Linked DNA regions of Homo sapiens: region 2 is linked to region 1. A link is an interaction called in ENCODE POLR2A ChIA-PET data of the cell type or tissue named here. Cell type or tissue: Panc1. All regions are shown on one strand. Region 1 overlaps THSD4 (thrombospondin type 1 domain containing 4). Region 2 overlaps THSD4 (thrombospondin type 1 domain containing 4).

Region 1 (2,500 bases):
AAATTCCAACACAAGCAATCAGGCAGGAGGAGTTCCCTCTTACTTGAGGGAGGGTCAGCCTTTTTGTTCTATTCTGGCCTTAAGCTGATTGGATGATGCCCACCCACCTTGAGGAGGGCCGTCTGCTTTATTCAGTCTACTGATTCCAATGTTAATCTTGTCCAGAAACACCCTCAAAGACACACATATTATTACCAGAATAATGCTTGACCAAATATCTGGGCACCCTATGACCCAGTGAAGTTGACACATAAAATTAATCACTGCAATATCTTTCTGACATCTATCCATTTTTCTGAGTACTCAAACACATAACCTACCATTTGCATTTTGCTTTTTCTTGGAGGCCTCCTACCCTTAGTCTTCCACCCTCCTACTCCAGTCTGGACTAGTTGTGTTCTAGGCTGGGAGCATAGCTAGCATCCTCTATTGTGGTGGCCCCTGTCTACCACATCCTGCTTTCTTGGTTACTGAAAGCACATCCTCTAATAGCTTCTCAAGAAAGGGTGCGAGGGAAGTATTGTTTTAGCTTCTGCATATCTAAAATGTGTTGATTGCACCCTAGACTTGACATAATTAAACCAGTTTTGGAAATCAGTGTTGGAAATCATTTGTTTCTTAGAGTTCTGAAGGTATTCCACCATTGTCTTCCAGCATTCTGCTTGTGGTAAGACCAATGCCATCCTGATGCTCTTTGTTTTGTGTGTGATTGAATTTTGCCTCTGGATGCTTTTCAGGTCTTCGGTTGATTTCTGGCATTCCGGTACGTTGTGATGAGGTATCTCGGGGAGGGCCTTTGAATATCCATTGTCTCCTATGCATCCCTTTTGATGAACCCTTTCAAGGTAGAAACTCATGCTTGTGTAGTTTCTTCCAATATTTCTTTGATACTTTCCTTCTTTGTATATTCTCTGTTCTTTATTTCTGGAATGCTGTTTTGGACAGCATCTCAAATTTCCTTGTCTTTCCTATTTTCTGTTTTTATTTTTGGTTCTCCTTTCTGTGGTATTTGCTCGACTGTCTTCTAAATTCTCTGTTGAATTCTTTAATTTTTATGACCATGTAATTTCTAAGACCTTTCTAGTTTCTGATTATTTCCTTCACATAGCATTCTGTTCTTGTTTCATGGATGCACTATCTTAACATACTTTAATTAACATTCTTTAAGAATATAACAGGATTTTTTTTTTTTTTTTTTTGAGACGGAGTCTTGCTCTGTCGCCCAGGCTGGAGCACAGTGGTGCGATCTCAGCTCACTGCAAGCTCCGCCTCCCGGGTTCACACCATTCTCCTGCCTCAGCCTCCCGAGTAGCTGGGACTACAGGCACCCACCACCACGCCCGGCTGATTTTTTGTATTTTTAGTAGAGACAGGGTTTCACTGTGTTAGCCAGGATGGTCTTGATCTCCTGACCTTGTGATCCGCCCATCTTGGCCTCCCAAAGTGCTGGGATTACGGGCATGAGCCACCGCACCTGGCCAAATATAACAGGACTTTTGAAGTTCTTTTTATTTTCCCTGCCTATCCCCTCACCTCCAAGTTCTTTTTGTGTTTGTGTTAACCCTGCCTTTCTTGTCAGGGGCTTTCCCCAGATGGCTGTCAGCTTTTAGAGTATATCCATATTGGACAGGTCGAAAGTTCTACGTGCATGTGCTGCAGATGCCCTGTGCCGTGCAGCTCAGCATGCATAGGTGGGGTAGTTGGTTGATGAGCTTTTCTTTAGGAGAACAGATTTTGAGCTATCTTTTTTTGTTGGAACCCTGCACACAACTGTCATTATGTAGATGGTTTTCCTCTCAGGTGGTTGGTTTTCTCCAGAGAAGAACCCTTGAATCTCCTGCCTGTGGAGGTGGACGTGTGGTTGGTGTTCTGGGTGCCCCTTGCCCTGAGCTCTGTTCTCCATGGTGCCTGTTTCCTGGGTCTGCAGCCCCTTCTCAGTTTCTCTGAAGAGTAAACCTCTCCCCTGCTTGGGGAGGAGCATGGGGGTTACGTAGTAGCCTGGCTGCATAACATGGGCTTAGTAGCTCAGTTTTCCATCATGAACCAGAGCCTCATCTTTCATGGTTCCTGTGCCTCCGAGGGCTGGGCTACTGGGGTGTCTGTCAGTCCAGATGGCTTTGTTCTCAAGTTTCCTCCACAGTGGATATGAATGTTTGCAACTTACACTCAATTACAACGCTTTCCTCTACTTTTCTCCAAGTTTGCTGAAATCTTTATTTGTGGATATCTCCTCTCTTTTTGCTTTGTCCTCATAGGTTAAAACGTTTTAAAATTCCCTAACAGTAGGAAATTTAGTAGGGTTTTGGAAGGGAGAGGAGGTGTAAGATGGTCACTCTTCCATGTTTAACTGGAAGTGGAAAGTCTAGGCTTTTGCTTCAGGCCTGGGAGGTGCACATGAAACAGTCCCTCCCAGTGGCTGCCTGGGGGGTCCCTGAAGGGTGTGAGACCACCGTGAATCCTGGGGCAGGGCACTTGCAGTACATGTGCTATGTGTTTGCTA
Region 2 (2,500 bases), 92 kb after region 1:
ATTTCAAGTATACAAGAGGATGTACGTAGTTTATATAATACGCCGTTTTACATAGGAGACTTGATCATCTGCAGATTTTACATCTGCAGGAAGTCCTGAACTAATCCCCTGTGGATATTGAGGAATGACTGTATTTGAGAGACCAATTTAGTTCAATAGGTGGTCTCTTTGCAACTTAGCTTCTGTTTCTTAGCTAAAATTACTAATTCAGGGCAGAGCTCATTAACAAATAGGGCAAAGAAACTATTTTGTGGCCGGGCGCGGTGGCTCACGCCTGTAATCCCAGCACTTTGGGAGGCCGAGGCGGGCGGATCACGATGTCAGGAGATCGAGACCATCCTGACTAACAAGGTGAAACCCCGTCTCTACTAAAAATACAAAAATTAGCTGGGCGTGGTGGCGGGTGCCTGTAGTCCCAGCTACTCAGGAGGCTGAGGCAGGAGAATGGCGTGAACCCCGGAGGCGGAACTTGCAGTGAGCCGAGAGTGCGCCACTGCACTCCAGCCTGGGCAACGGTACAGAGCAAGACTCCGTCTCAAAAAAAAAACAAAAACATGAAACTATTTTGTGTGCCTGGATTCAGCATGGATAGCACTGAAAAAGATGAAGCCTTCCTTTATCTGAAGGTATACCTTTATAAACACTTTATCCAGCTTGCTTTTTGCCTTCTGGATGAGGTAAGTAGCTAAGCCAAAAGGTTAGCAGATTCAATTTTTCTTTCAATTAGTTGCTTCAGTTTTTTATTTGCCTTTTGCAAATAGTCTTTTAAAAGAGGCAATAAAATTTTTGAAACCTTCTTAGAAGCATCTGCACATCAATAGGCTTCCCGGGTGAGCCTAGTTCTGGAGCCCACATTTTAAAATGCACTTCTTAAAGTGCAGTGCCGTTCATTTGGAACCATCCACATAACGGCATTGTAATTTTAAATTATCTTCAGTAAGACTTTGCCTTTCAGGGCCTAATACTAATACATGTAAAGGTAGACATGACAAGAAAGTGGAGTACTCAATTCTTCCAAAGTTAAGGATCCCATTTTTATGTTGAATGTTGGCCTTGGCTCTCAGATCCCCTTAACCAGCTTAGCCAATGATTTTTCTTTACCTAAACATGCAAGAAAAAGAAATGATGAGGATAGGACACAAAATCCCTGCAAATTTCTGAAAGCTGGAGTTTGCACCCCCTTCAGTAATTGCCATTTACTGCCAGTTTCCCTTTGATTCTGTCAGACATCTGAGGCCTATAGCTGGATCCAGTCCAGTTAATTATTGGATCCAATCCAATCCTGGATCCAGTCCAGTTGCTTTCGTGACTTCCGAACCCAATTCAGTTAAAAAAAAATTGCTCATATAAACTAGGAGAGCTCTAGACACAACGCTGTGGAGTTCAGAACTCAAGAGAAAAACTAACCCATGACCTCCAGTTACAAACGAGAGCAGTGAGCACTTTGGGCTCCATGGATACCTCACCTGGTTGCCTGGTGTTCCTGGGGGTCATTGGAGTCTGACTTTGAGTCCCACTTGTGACACTAATCTCTTAAAAGAAAAACCTTAGACAAATAAGAGTTTAATAGAGCAAAGAACAGTTTGTGAATCGGGTAGCCCTCAGAAGCAGAACAGGTTCAGAAAGACTTTGGGGCTGCCACATGACTGGACACTTATGGACACAAAAAGGGAAGGATTGTACAGAAAACAGAAGTGACTTATAGAAACAGCTGGCTCACTTAGAGCTTGGAGTTCGCTAAAGCGAATAAATTTGAACCTGGTTTGAATACGTGGCCACCTGTGATTGACTGAAACTTGGCTGCCCTGATTGGCTGAGACTCAGTTATCTGTTACAAAGCCAAATTCCTAAATTAGATTTATGGTTTGTTTACAGAGTTAGGTTTTGGTTACATAAGGGCTTGAGTATGCAAATATGGAGGCTTTCTCAAATCACGTTTCGTTTAATTTAACACCTTCATAAATAGGATGGACTTAAGAGATCATCCCAACCTCCTTACTGTACAGATCAAGAGATGGGGGTCCGGAAAGCTGCTGATGTTCATGCTGTGAGTTTAACACCAGGAAACAACAATTTATCAGTAGAACTGTGTGTTAGTTTAAAGAAAGCAATGGCAGAATGGAGGCAGAACTCTAAGGAAAAATGAGGAAAGTGATGCTTAAGTAGCTAGCGGACCAACAGAAATGTCAGAGAAGAAATCATATTCTCTGTCTCATAGGCACCAGTATTTCCTGGGACTGTTTACTGAGTAGGTGCTTAGTGAAGATTGAATAAATGCCAACGTACAGAAAAGCAACACCAGAAATCAGAGAGTGACAACCACAGCCTTGTTTCTGCTGCCCAAATGTTAATGGGTTGACTTCCATTAAAAATCAAAGACAAAACAGGCAGCTACTTAATGGTTTGCCAGCCAAATAAAGAAGCTCATGCTGTGAGCAGCTAAGATAATAGTTCAAAGGAATGCTACCCAAGGAGGACAGGTAAGCAATTTCCAGATTCA

The links. ChIA-PET counts read pairs that join two places held together with the same protein. Peaks named below come from ENCODE experiments on the same cell type or tissue, not always from the same donor. Only the 100,000 strongest peaks of a DNase experiment are listed, where the experiment ranks them.
Region 2: POLR2A ChIA-PET joins it to region 1 with 5 read pairs; 2 of 35 experiments call an interaction of 5 or more read pairs at or near these places.

Annotation. Positions count from the first base shown.
Region 1 is chr15:71,291,496-71,293,995 of GRCh38, forward strand. All of the region lies in intron 6 of THSD4 (thrombospondin type 1 domain containing 4), which reads left to right. It overlaps LOC124903521 (a long non-coding RNA gene), which reads left to right. Exons shown (of 2, transcript XR_007064701.1): 2 at 1-308. LOC124903520 (a long non-coding RNA gene) reads right to left here. Exons shown (of 2, transcript XR_007064700.1): 2 at 1-2,500. Among named protein-coding and RNA genes, the nearest start is that of THSD4-AS1, 100 kb to the left of the region's middle. In Panc1, no CTCF peak of the experiment used is centred here; no DNase peak of the experiment used is centred here; H3K27ac peaks cover 2,178 bases.
Region 2 is chr15:71,383,846-71,386,345 of GRCh38, forward strand. The region is part of intron 6 of THSD4 (thrombospondin type 1 domain containing 4); the gene reads left to right. Among named protein-coding and RNA genes, the nearest start is that of THSD4-AS1, 200 kb to the left of the region's middle. RefSeq lists an enhancer at 2,143-2,500. In Panc1, no CTCF peak of the experiment used is centred here; no DNase peak of the experiment used is centred here.